Regions from separate parts of the Homo sapiens genome. Here regions 2 and 3 are each linked to region 1. The links are chromatin contacts, found by Hi-C or POLR2A ChIA-PET in ENCODE. All regions are on one chromosome and are shown on one strand. Each heading gives the region's core, a stretch centred on a gene start or an enhancer-like site at or near the end of the contact. The rest is flanking DNA. Distances are from core to core; before and after follow the strand shown. Region 1 holds the start of KIAA0930. Region 2 holds the start of PPARA (peroxisome proliferator activated receptor alpha). Region 3 has its middle 17 kb from the start of PRR5.

Region 1 (4,269 bases), core at 1-2,500:
GGGGGATGCACTTGTTCTCTGGGACTCAGTTTCCCCAACGGTGAATGAAGGGGTGAATCTGGAAGGCTGACATTCCGTACTCAGCAATGCTGTCACCCCCTCAGAAATCCCCAGCCTAGCCTGGGGGTGGGGTGGGGGGTGGCTGACAATGTGGTATGAAGTCATTCCCTGCACGGAGGAGGGAGGGGTCTTTTCCATGGAGAAAATGACGAACCTGAGACGACAAAAGAGGGGGCTTCTCCTGGGCTTCAGTCTGGGCATGATCCATCAGTAATGGATTACCTCACTGGCTGGGAGACCCCACCCACACCTGCAGTCCCAGGCCCTTCCAAACAATACGAGGCACCCCCATCCCACGCCCCCCAGCAGATCCATGACTTAAAGCCCAGAATCACACCGAGAGGCAGCAGGCCCTGCCCCTCAGCCAAGCGGGCGGGTTCGGGGGGCCATTGCCCAACAGGTCCCTGGATACAGCTAAGGGATGAGAGGGGCCGGTGGGTGCGGAAAGACAAAGGCTTCGGGTAGCAGGAGACAGTGGCCAGGGCACGCTCGCAGCGAGGTCCACCCAGAGCCCAACGAGGGCCCGACCCTGCCGCGCTGGGCTAAGGGTGTACCCAGATCCCACGCCCACACTCCCTACCGCGGTGCTGAGGGCCCGGGGCGGGCTTCCTGGAGAAGGAAGAAGACCCGCAGAGACACGAAGAAGAAGGAGGAAGATGAGACAGACACCCGGACGGACTGACAGGGGGAGACGCCGAATGAGACCCGGGCACAGGGGTGCGGGGCGCTCGTCGGACGGAAAGCAGAGACAGACCCAGATGCAGGGACGGTGGGGGGGGGGCCATGGAGGAAGACAGGGTACCCAGGCAGACCCAGAGACCACGACACCCGCGCAGAGACAGAGATGCGCGGGGCGCACAGAAACACGGACGCGCAGAGGCGGCCCCGGAGACGCTCACCTCTCCCGGCCCGGCCTCGCCCCCGGGTCCCACTCACCGAGGCCGCAGACCTCGCGGCGCAGGCTAAGACGGCCGCGCTCCTCCGCTATGGCACGCAGCATGTGCTGCAGCGAGCGCTCCTCGGCCTCGGCGCCGCCCGCAGGCTCGGGGGCGGCGGCGGCGGGGAGGGCGGGCGGCCCGGCCCGCAGCCCGCCGCGAGCACCAAGGAAGCCACAGTCCGCCTCTGTGCGCGTCGCCGTCGCCGCCGCCGCCGCCACCACCCGCCAAACACAGCACCGGCGAGCGCACCTCCGCGCCGCCGCCGCCCGCGCGCCCCCGGCTCCGCTCGCCCCGCCCCGGCCCGGCCCGGCCCCGGTCCGGCCCCGCCCCTTCCCCGCCCCGGCCCCGCCCCTGTCCCCTCCCGCCCCGCCTCTGAACGGCCCGGACCCACCCCGGCTCCCTGGCCCCGCCCCCTGACCTCCCTTGCCCCGCCCACTTCCAAACGGCCAGTCTCCGCCAATCTTCGGATGCCCAGGACAGCCTCCCTCAAACCGCTCGCGGGGTCCCGCCTCCACCCAAGGTCCTAAACGCCCCACCAACGGGATCACGCCTCTGAGCCCCTCCCGCCGCCCCTTCAGGGCACCTCTCCCCTCCCCCGCTGCTACCCCACGGGATGTGTACTTTGTCACCCGCCCTGTGCGTTGCCACCTCCACCAAGTCCCCTCGGCTGACTTCTGGGAACTTCCTCCGCAGAACCCCTCAAGAGGTCACCTGCTCCCAGAAGGTGGTCTCCTGGGGGACACCGTGGCAAAGCCCTTCCGGCCCCCCTCCTCTGCACCTGGCACAGTGCAGAGTGTTGCGCCTCCATTTCCTCAGCTGCACCATGGGGGACCTTTCCCTGCCTTGCCTCCCCAACATGGGGGAGTGTTGATGAAGGGGGAGGTATGAGGTTAGCTGGGCGTGTCATCCTGATGAAGCCAGGTCTGGCCAGCATCCCTCCGTGTGCTAGTTGTGGCTGATACAGGAAGACACCGGAGAAGCAGCCAGTGGCCTCCCCAAACCTCACGCCTGGTGGTCCATTTCCAAGAACAGGGGGAGATGGAGAGACCAGCATTGATTTCCAGGTCTCTCCAAAGCTAAATCTACATCACTCCCTGCATTCACAGCCTGTGTGTGGACCCCAGACCCATCAAGGTCCCCCTTTCCCCTGTCTGGAGTCCTCTTCTCCCCATTCCTGTGTAACTTGCTTCCTTTGTGTCCCGAGTGTCACATCCTCAAAGAAACTCCCCTGACCGCCTTCCCTCCCTCTCTCTTCCCTTAGTCTGTTTCTCCTTCACAGGGTGACACTTACCTCCTCCCGACACATTGGATACCTATGGGTTCACTTGTTCTCTTCTCTACCGAGGGAGGGGCCTGTCTACTACACAGCTGTTGTCTCAGTACCCAGAACATTGCCTGGCACACATTAGATGCCCAATAAATAGATATGGGCTGCAGGCTGGGCACAGTGGCTCATGCCTGTAATCCCAACACTTTGGGAGGCCGAGGTAGGTGGATTGCCTGAGGTTAGGAGTTCCAGAACAGCCTGGCTAAAATGGTGAAACCCCATCTCTACTAAAAATACAAAAATTAGCCGGGCATGGTAGCACACATTTGTAATCCCAGCTACTCTGGAGGCTGAGGCAGGAGAATTGCTTGAACCTGGGAGGCGGAGGCTGCAGTGAGCCGAGATCCCGCCACTGCACTCCAAGCTGGGAGACAGAGCAAGACCCTGTCCCCCCCCAAAAAAAAAGAAAAGAAAAGAAAAAAAAATGTAGGCTGCATAAACGAAGAATGATGGAGAGGTCTGATGGGGACGCAGGGGTCTTCCTGGGAGGCACAGCAGGAAGGAGCCGTGGGGTTGGGCAGAGCCCCAGAAGGGAGATGGGATCTGGATCCTGCTTCAGGCCTCTGCCCCAGTTTTGTGCCACTGGCCCCTGAACTCTTCAGAGCAGAGCCACATCTGACCCCTCTGTGTCCCCAGTGCCAGGCCCAGGAGGGCTCTGTAGAAAGGTGAGCAGTGAGGGAATGAAGGAAGTGCGCGACCAGCCTCACGTGTATTTCTCTTCTCCAGTGGGCCTGCATCCCTGTCTGTAAAGTGAGGACACTGGCATGAGGGCTGAGGCCTCTGGTTCTGCGTCTGGAGAGCTGGGGTTTGGGCTGGTGGACGTGAGAACTGGGGATGGTGGATCAGACAGCATGAGCGAGTGCTCCAAGGCTGTCAAGTCCAATAGTCACATCCCTCTTTGCCTCCCCAAACCCCACAGCACCCCCTGCCTGTTCCCACTGCCATGCGTTTGCCCACAGTGTTCCCTTGGCCTGAAATCCTTTCTGCTCCGCAACTGTAGTTGCCTTTGGGACCCACATTGCCTGGTTACGCTTGGCCAATGCATTGTGTTCTTATTTGCTTCACAAACCCCCTTTCCCCACCCCACCCTCCTGCACACAGTTGCCTCCGTGTATTCTGTGTCATATGACCAGCATTGAACCAATTCATCCCACTTCCCGTGGCACCCAGCCCAGGACTGGTGCCAGAAAAATATCTGTTGAATGAATGAGTAAACAAACATCGCTTGGGCTCTCTCCTTTGTATTTCAATAATACTCCAGGTATTACCTATACACAGAATTTTCTTTCTTTCTTTTTTTTTTTTTTTTTTTTTGAGGCGGAGTTTTGCTCTTGTTGCCCAGGCTGGAGTACAATGTCGCGATCTCGCCTCACCGCAACCTCCACCTCCCAGGTTCAAGCAATTCTCTTGCCTCAGCCTCCCAAGTAGCTGGGATTACAGGCATGTGCCACCACGCCCGGCTAATTTCATGGAGATGGGGTTTCTCCATGTTGGTCAGGCTGGTCTCGAACTCCTGACCTCACATATACACAGAATTTTCTAATGTCAACAAATGCTAAATCACACTGTGCATGGGAAGAGGGCAGGAGCAGGACTTCTGGGGCTACAGAGCATGTTCTGTTTCTTGATCTGGGGGCTGGTTACACGGGTGTGGTCAGTTTATGAAAATTAAAAGGCTGCACAGCTGGGCATGGTGGCTCACGCCTGTAATCCCAGCACTTTGGGGGGCCAAGGCGGGCAGATCACCTGAGGTCGGGAGTTCGAGACCAGCCTGGCCAACCTGGCGAAACCCCATCTCTACTAAAAATACAAAAATTAGCTGGGCGTAATGGCACACACCTGTAGTCCCAGCTATTCTGGAGGCTGACGCAGGAGAATCGCTCGAACCTGGGAGGCAGAGGTTGCAGTGAGCCGAGATTGTGCCACTACACTCCAACCTGGGCA
Region 2 (4,269 bases), core at 616-3,115, 910 kb after region 1:
GCATGGATATGGGGCTGTTTCTGGCCAGGATACTCCCAAGAGAAGAGTCCTGAACTTGCTTCTACCCTCAGGACGCCTGCGGGAGACTGGCTGACAGCATTTGATTGAAAATGCTTATTTCTGGGACACATGGATGAAAAACAAGTTTTCTCTCCCTAAAACCTTGGGAGCCCCAAAAAACCCAAGAATATCACTTTCCTATGTCTGCTGAGTGTACGTGACCACTCTGCACACCCCCACATAGCCTTTGTCCTTGTTCATGAGAATGTTCACTAGGTCTTTCAACACCTGGTTGACCTGGGTGGTGCATCTGGGTCACACACCTGTGTGGACCCTGGTCCTTGAGAGTCTGGGATATGGGTATGCCAGGTAATGTCTTTGAGCCCGGAGGTCCTCATGAGGATGTAGCCCCTGAGCTCTGCGTGGGCAGCCCAGGGTCAGCTTCCCTCACCAAACACAACAGGATGACAAGCTTGGATGTGGCTGCCTGCACACCCCACGAGATATGCAGGATATTACGTGTACAGGTCACCCTATAAACTCTGAAACAACATAAATGATAGCTATTGCTGGCTAACATGTGCAAGAGAAGGTGAGGTTGCCGTGTGCCAGTGGGAAGGATATGTGGGTGTCTGGAGGGTGGGGCAAAGTTCACCATAGGTGCCTGGCTAATCAACAAGGGTGAGTTTAAGAGAAGTTTGTGAAAGGGCCAGTTCCCGCCTGATCTCCAGTTCCCCTGCCTAATGAGATCTGGGTTTGCTTTCCGGAGTGGGTCCTCCTGGGCGCCCGCTGCCACAAATAGCACAGTGGCAGGCACAGCTGGCAGCGGAGGGCAGGCAGTGGAGCGGGCATAGCACACATTGCGTTCCCGAGGAGGGGAGCCCTGATGTGCCGGCACCCAGGGGCTTTGTGCATTCCGCTCCGGCAGCTCGAGCGTCACGGCCCGAACAAAGCGGCTTTGCAGGGCGCTCTCCTACTCCTCGCCATTGGCCACCGGGCCGCGACCTCTCCTTGCTCTGGCAGAGTCCCAGCGCCTTGCGTAGGCACAAAGTCAGCCCCTCACCCCCCAGCGCATGAAGTAGGGGCGGGCATGGCTCTTGGGCCGCTGGAGAGGGGTGGGGTTGTGGGGTCGGAGCTGGCGGCGCCTCCCCGAGCCCGTCCGCGTTGCCCTTCACCCTCCTCGTTCCCCCGCCCACCACACCGCCCTGGCACCTCCCGCCACCTGTTTCCTTGTCCTCCCAGCTCGCCTTCCCCTTCTCCTTATTTTGCATCCTGGGGTTCCAGGGACAAGGTCCCTCCCGGGCCGCCTCCCACCCTACGCACTTCTGAGCCTCAAGGGCACCCGGTCCCGGGTCCCGGGTCTAGACCGGCTCATCGCACAGAGTAGCAGAGCCGGGCTCATCGAGGAGGCAGGAGGGGCTCGCCAGCGTGGCACGGGCGCCCGGCGGGAACCTCCACCCGCCCCGCGGCCGCGCGTCCCCGCCTCGAATTCAGCCCCGCCCCGGTGCGCCGGGCTGGAGGGGCGCTGACGCTCAGCGGTGTCCCATCGGTGACCTTGGACGGTCCCTCCACCTCTCCGGCCTCAGTTTCCCTTGGCTGCAGCGGCCGCGGGGCGCTAGGTGGGAGCCGCTGAGCGCTCCCGGGGCCCCGCCCACCGCGAGCAGCCAATCGGGCGCCGCCCTCCGGGGGGTGTGTCCCGGGGCCGAGGCCCGGGGCCCGGAGGGCGCGCGGGGCGGGCGGGGCTTCCGGGTCGGGCCTCGGGACACTGGCTCGCGCGGACCGGGGCAGGGGGCGGGCCGAGGGGCGGTGCGTGTCGCGGGGGCGCGGCTGGCACGGACGCGCGGAGGCGGCGCCGGGCATGGGCCGTGGACGCGGCGGCCCCGCGGCGGGGGCAGCGGGCGGCGGGGGCGGAGGCGGCCGCTAGCGCCCTGCCCGGCGCCGCCTCCTTCGGCGTTCGCCCCACGGACCGGCAGGCGGCGGACCGCGGCCCAGGTGCCCGGGGGCGGGCGGGCGGGCGGGCGGGAACGCGCGCGGGGGTCCGCGGTCCGGGCTTCCCAGGTCCCGGGACCCGGAGGGCGGCGGACGGGGGAGGGGCAGGGGCTGGGCGGCGCATGCGCGGGGCCCGGGGTCTCGGGGTCTCCGGGTCCCGGGGACCCGGGGGCCCGGGGTGCGCGGCTGGGGACCTGAGGGCGAGGAGCGAGGACACACACCGAGGACTCTTGCGAGGGATCTCGGGGCCCAGCTCGGCCTCCCTCCTAGCGCTGGGGGCCTGCCCGGAACCCGAGTCCGCGGCTGTCCCTGGGGTTTGGCGCTGCGCGGAGGTCGGGTCTGGGGACCGCAGCGACTCTGGGTCTTCGGGTTGTCCCCTCGGAGGGAGGGCCCACGGGCGGGGACATCGGGACTTGCCCTTTCCTCGGCGCAGCGGAGCTGGGGCGTCGCCGACTCAGAAGGTGCTTTCCGAGACCTCCAGGGATCTCCGAGGCGAGGAAACCCGGGCCCCGGACAGACCGACCCTGGGTGGGTGCGCCCGGCTTCTGCCGTCGGACGGAGACGCGCGTGTTTGTTCCTCCAGCTGCGACCACCTTTGAGGAACGGTTCCCACTTTGTGCCCCAACGCGGCGGGGCGACCCCGGACAGGCTGCGCTGGGCCGGGTGGCTTCTCTGCGGAAGCCGCGCCACGTCGCTCCCGGTCGGGGCCGCTGAGGGTCGGGCGCCCAGGTCTTTCCGGAGTCCCGGGCTGCGCGGCCCGCGTGGTGCGGGTGAAGCTGGAGGGGCGCGGGGTGGTGCCAGTGGAAGTCAGGAGGGTCGGCCCTGCCCCCTCACGCACCCCAACCGGGCACAACTGCACGCCTGTGCTTTTCTGAAGTCTTTTTTAAAAGTTAAAAGAGAGGAAGTGTGCTCCAAGTGTCAGGATTCTTTCCAAGAAAAACCCACAGTTGTCCAATGGCCTGGGCTTCGTGGGACCTCCGGGGCTGCACGCCCACGTCAGCCTCAGCCGACCCCTGCCAGGAAACCAGGGAGGCCCCTCCTCTCCCAGCCTCCTTGGGATAAGGGTGCCTTGGGGAACTGGGTCAGGGCAAGGACACGGGATTTTCCTGGGAAGGACCCTGCGACACCCGTGTCGTTGCGGGGCAGGGTCAGCATGACTTTCCTCTTCCAAGGTGAAGAGTTGGGGGGCATCCAGAGAACAACCGTAATCACTTCCTCCTTCACCTTCTTACTGCCAGGCTGAAGCTCAGGGCCCTGTCTGCTCTGTGGACTCAACAGTTTGTGGCAAGACAAGCTCAGAACTGAGAAGCTGTCACCACAGGTAAATAGAAGGTTTAATTTACTGTTTCCAGATGGAAATATTTAAGTGTTTTCAGTGTTTACTTCTGTTGCACTACAGACCAGCAATCTGGGGGTTATTACTTTGTGATGCAAGGTTAGATACGTTTTCAGACTGAAAGTAAAATACATGTGCATGGATTCATTTTTTTTTTTTTTTTTTTTTTTTGAGACGGAGTCTCGCTCTGCCGCCCAGGCTGGAGTGCAGTGGCCTAATCTCAGATCACAGCAACCTCTGCCACTGGGGTTCAAGCGATTCTCTTGCCTCAGCCTCCCGAGTAGCTGGGATTACAGGCGCCTGCCACCATGCCCAGCTAATTTTTGTAGTTTTAGTAGAGGCGGGGTTTCACCATCTTGGCCAGGCTGATCTTGAACTCCTGACCTCATGATCCACCTGTTCCTCCCAAAGTGCTGGGATTACAGACGTGAGCCACCGTGCCTGGCCTAGGATTCACTTTGAAGTTCTGAGTTATTGTGTGACTTTTGCTAGGAACTTCATTGCTTCGTGGCAGGCATGTTTTGTATAATTTAAAACTTGATGACATTAACTTTGAGAAACGTGAGTGCTTACTAGACCCTTGGGATGTCCACACTGACTGGTACCGAGTAGTGTACTGTCTCTGAGCTGTTTTCATTTTGATTTGAATATTAAGCAGATGGCTTCTTGAGATAGACCCGTGCCAGAACATGCCAGGGATAGGCTGAAGAAACGGGCCAGATGATACAAATTTGTGTGGTCACCATCCATGAGAGACCAGGGACACTGGGGCTGATGATGACCTCTGCAACTCTGAAGCAAAAGTAAACTAATTGGCAAGTTGGGTGCGGTGGCTCACTCCTGTAATCCCAGCACTTTGGAAGCTGGGGTGGGCAGATCGCTTGAGGCCAGGAGTTCGAGACCAGCCTGGCCAACATGGTGAAACCTTGTCTCTACAAAAAAAT
Region 3 (4,269 bases), core at 900-3,399, 560 kb before region 1:
AGGAAATTGCCGCTCTCATTCTGCAGGGCCGCCCAAGGCCTCTCTGAGCCCACTAGGGAATGTGCCCACTGTAGCGGGAGGTCTGGACAGTACTGTCCTCTAAACGCAGATGTGTGTGTGGTGGGGCAGGGCTACAGAGAAGACTTTGGTGGATTAGGTTACTCCAAGAAGGGTTTTGCAGGATGAATAGGAGTTGGCCAACCAGACCAGGCTTAAGGGAAGATCATCCCAAAATAAGTGAAGGGTGAGCATGTGGACATGAACTGAGCCTGACTTCCAAGGACAGAGCCTTCCACCAGGAAGCTGGCCTCTGCTCCCATTCACTCAGGAGGTTTCAAGGAGGCCCCTGGGTCCCCTGCCTCTCCTCTCAGACCCTGGGAGCTGATTGCTCAGGCTGCCTGCAAGAAGCTGGGAGCTTCTAACTGCATGGCCACCCTCTGGCCTTATCCCTGCAGTGAAGCCCTGGAGAGCCCCTTCCTGTCATCTGCCCCTTGAGTCTGGGGAAATCCAAGTGGGCCAAGCCAGTGCTTGGGGAGCGACAGAGTTTGTAGTCGAGATAGCCACCCACCTTGAGGGCCACCTGGCAGCCCCAGCTCCTGAGGAAGAGGCTTCTTGCCTTGGCCCCCACCCCATCTGCCACCCACACCCAGAACCACAAGACAGAGGGCCCAGACCTAGGTTACTCAAAACCAGAAACTGCCGAGAAGATCTGAATGAGGAGCCCCCTTGGGGCCAGGGCCAGGTGGCTGGGCAAAGCCTTCCTCCCACGCCCAGCACCCCGAAGGAGGGCAGGGGCTGGGGGGAGCCAGCCAGGAGACTGTGTCCACCCTCCCAGGCCACCCTGCCTTAGGCCCCAACAAAGGGCAACTCATAGACCCTTGGGGACCTCTGAATCAGGTCCTCTGATTGGCCTCAGATCCAGTCCCTCTGGGGTCCCAAGCCCTGGCTGCAGAGTCACCCCCTCTCTCCTCCCCATGGCTCATTAGCTACATCCTAAGCCTCAGTCTCCCCATCAGTAAGATGAGAAGCCTACTCGCGAGCCACCCGGGGAATGGAAGCAGCTTCCACGGATGAACAACTGTGTCCACCCCTGTCATCCTTGATAGGGTTCATGGATGGCTGAAGAGGGGCCAGCCCAATCCTTTGTCAGAAGCCCTAGCCCAGGAACAGGGGCTGGGCCCCTCGCAGGGGTTGGTTTCATTGGCTTTGACTGCAGCGACAGGTAGGGTGTGTCCCCCGGACTGGGTGGGGGTGTCGAAACCAGGACTTCCAGAATTGATTGAGGGTCCAGGAGGGCCCGGGCCAGAGGGGTGGGCTGAGGAGGGGCCTGGGGCTTTTCAGTTAAACAAGCCACCTGTGGCCACCCCAGCCCCCACCCCAGTGCCCACAGAGCCTGAGCTGTGAGCCCAGTGAGGCCAGGAGCTGGAAGCCAGTCTGATCCAGCCTCGAGAGTGGTAGAAAATGTGCTGGTGATGGCCAGGCGCGGTGGCTTATACCTGTAATCCCGGCACTTTGGGAGGCCGAGGTAGGTGGATCACCTGAGGTCAGGAGTTCAAGACCAGCCTGGCCAACATGGTGAAACCCTGTCTCTACCAAAAAAAATACAAAAATTAGCTGGGCGTGGTGGCGGCAGCTGAGTAGTTCCAGCTACTCAGGAGGCTGAAGCAGGAAAATCACTTGAACCTGGGAGGTGGAGGTTGCAGTGAGCCGAGATCGCGCCATTGTACTCCAGCCTGGGCAACAGAGCGAGACTCAAAAGAAAATGTCCTGGGGATGATGGGGAAGGGGCAAAGAGCACTGGGGACCAGGGTCAGGATGCCTGAGGGTCACCTCCTACCCGCGGTCCAACTGCCTGTGCTGCCTGGTGTTGCCCAGCTTGCACCCGCCCCCAGCTCTCTGCCCAGGGCACTGTTGTGAGGTTAGGGGCAGACAGCGGGTGTGGGTGCAGAGCACAGGGCCGGGCTGATGTCAGCGTCCACAGTAGGGGAGCAGCCCCTTCCTGTCGCTCTGGTCTGTGCTCCACTTGGCCGTGCTGGGTGAGGTCATCCTTCCAGGCCCTGGTGAAATGTCATCTCTGGAGGCTCAGGCGTCCTCCCTCCTGGGGATTCTGGAGCCTCCCTTTACTGCCCTCTTGTGGCTCTCAGGGGAAGGGAAGTGGCAGCCCGGGACTCAGGGCCCGGCACGAAGTAGGCGCTCCTGGTGGCCGCTGGGGTTACTGACCGTGGGAAGCGTGTAGCTCCAGAGTCACAGCTGGGCTCTGATTTCAGCCCTTCCACTCACTCACCCTACAACCCGGGCAAGTCAGCTTTCCCTCGGAGCCTCTGGTTCCTCTTCTGAAAAATGTGGGTGGAAATTCTGGCCTGTAGGTCTGCCCCAGGTCGGAGGGTAGATGGGTACGCAGTGCCAGCACCCAGTAGGGCCTCCGTGAGTGAGCATGTGTCCTTTACCCCATGCACTGGGACAGTCCTGCTCTGCTGGTGACCCTACATATCCCACTCCTGTGCAAGGCCTCAGTCTCACCATCTGTAAAATGGACAGTGGAGACTAGAATGGACAGAGCAAGACCCCATCTCAAAACAAACAAACAAAAAACGATTTCTCCTCTGTCTGGAATAGAGCCATGTGTATTTAATCAGAAAAATGTTTTCCCTCCTCCACCCCAAATCTGTGGATGCTCCATAGAGAAGGGCCATGCTTATCCCTCAGTTTCTCCTTAAGGTGGGAGCCTTGCGCTTTCAGAGAAGCCAGTGAAAGCCACACCCCTCTCGCCAGTGAAAGCCACACCCCTCTCCCCAGTGAAAGCCACACCCTCTCCCCAGTGAAAGCCACACCCCTCTCCCCAGTGAAAGCCACAAGCTCTCCCCAGTGAAAGGCACACTCACAGCCACCGTGACTCTGCCAGGCGTGGGCTGTGGTGCCTGACACCCTCTCAGACATGCCCAGGCACATGCTGGAGTTGCTCAGAACTTCTACACAGAATCCCAAGCACCAAGGGTGGGGCTGGAATCAAAGCCGAGATACGTGATGCCCCTTCCGCCTAACTTTGTCCCCTTCTAACCCAGATAGTGCCCAGAAAGATGGTTCCACTTGCAGGCCCTGTGCCCAGGGCCCTGGCTTCCGTGGTACCATCCTTTCTCCCTGGGGGAGCACCGTGATGATGCCACACATCAGAAGTTCCCCTATTGGGGCCCGGCATGGTGGCTCACGTCTGTAATCCCAGCACTCTGGGAGGCCAAGGCAGGCAAATCCCCTGAGGTCAGGAGTGAGAGCAGGCTGGCCAACATGGTGAAACCCCGTTTCTACTAAAAGTACAAACATTAGCCAGGTGTGGTAACACACACCTGTAATCTCAGCTACTTGGAGGCTGAGGCACAAGAATCCTTGAACCCAGGAGAGAGAGGTTGCAGTGAGCTGAGATCGCACCACTGCACTCCAGCCTGGGCGACAGAGTGAGACTGTCTCAAAACAAAAAGAAAAGAAAAAGAAGTTCCCCTATTGGGCACCTGGCTTTCACAACATCTTGTTCTATTCTTGTGTTTTTGTTGTTGTTGTTGTTGTTGATTTTTTTGAGACAGGGACTCGCTCTGTCGCCCAGGCTGGGGTGCAGTGGCATTAACTCGGCTCACTGCAACGTGTGCCTCCCGGGATCAAAAGCTTCTCCTGCCTCAGCCTCCCGAGTAGCTGGGATTACAGGTATGTGCCACCACGCCTGGCTAATTTTTTTTATTTGTTTGTTTTGTTTTGAGATGGAGTCTCGCTCTGTCGCCCAGGCTAGAGTGCAGTGGCTCGATCTTGGCTCACTCACTGCAACCTCCACCTCCCAGCTTCAAGCGATTCTCCTGCCTCAGCCTCCTGAGTAGCTGGGATTACAGGTGTACACCACCACGCCCAGCTAATTTTTGTATTTTTAGTAGAGATGGGGTTTCACAATGTTGGTCAGGCTGGTCTTGAACTCCTGACTTCATGATCCGCCTGCCTTGGCCTCCCAAAGTAATTTTTGTATTTTTAATAGAGACTGGGTTTTGCCATGCTGGCCAGGCAGGTCTTGAACTCCTGATCTCATGATCTGCCCACCTCGACCTCCCAAAATGCTGGGATTACAGGCATGAACTACCACACCCGGCAAATACGATATTTGATTCCTTCTTTTACATCTTTAATTATGTGAGGCAAATTTAATTTTACAGTCTCCTCCAATGGTTTCTCGGGAATTTCCTTCTGGTATGTGTGGTGTTTGCTTGTCCCTCCCTCAGGCTGGTCTGTTTCTGT

Evidence for each region. A loop is a pair of places that touch in the nucleus more often than their neighbours do. ChIA-PET counts read pairs that join two places held with the same protein, here RNA polymerase II (POLR2A). Pooled maps may share reads with other maps.
Region 2: a pooled map shows a loop between it and region 1 (6-fold over the local background). The contact joins the promoter of PPARA here to the promoter of KIAA0930 in region 1. A Hi-C loop is called at or near these places in 1 of 37 single-sample maps with no recorded cell type and 5 of 50 pooled maps.
Region 3: a pooled map shows a loop between it and region 1 (4-fold over the local background). The contact joins the enhancer-like site here to the promoter of KIAA0930 in region 1. A Hi-C loop is called at or near these places in 2 of 37 single-sample maps with no recorded cell type and 4 of 50 pooled maps. POLR2A ChIA-PET finds 5 or more read pairs at or near these places in 2 of 52 experiments (activated T-cell and naive thymus-derived CD4-positive, alpha-beta T cell).

The regions. Positions count from the first base shown.
Region 1 is chr22:45,239,644-45,243,912 of GRCh38, forward strand. KIAA0930 reads right to left here and starts at 1,251. Exons shown (of 10, transcript NM_001009880.2): 1 at 997-1,251. The coding sequence starts at 1,060. RefSeq lists silencers at 825-914, 1,065-1,124, 1,285-1,344, 1,375-1,574.
Region 2 is chr22:46,148,661-46,152,929 of GRCh38, forward strand. PPARA (peroxisome proliferator activated receptor alpha) reads left to right here and starts at 1,866. Exons shown (of 9, transcript NM_005036.6): 1 at 1,866-1,992; 2 at 3,228-3,310. RefSeq lists silencers at 1,327-1,936, 2,087-2,206 and an enhancer at 2,417-2,606.
Region 3 is chr22:44,682,787-44,687,055 of GRCh38, forward strand. It overlaps a transcript of PRR5 not described here. Among named protein-coding and RNA genes, the nearest start is that of PRR5, 17 kb to the right of the region's middle. RefSeq lists enhancers at 1,325-1,864, 2,841-3,160, 3,041-3,541. Within about 2 kb of position 2,150, at least 9 of the 41 ENCODE cell types and tissues checked have a DNase peak (open chromatin) inside an H3K27ac peak, as active enhancers do.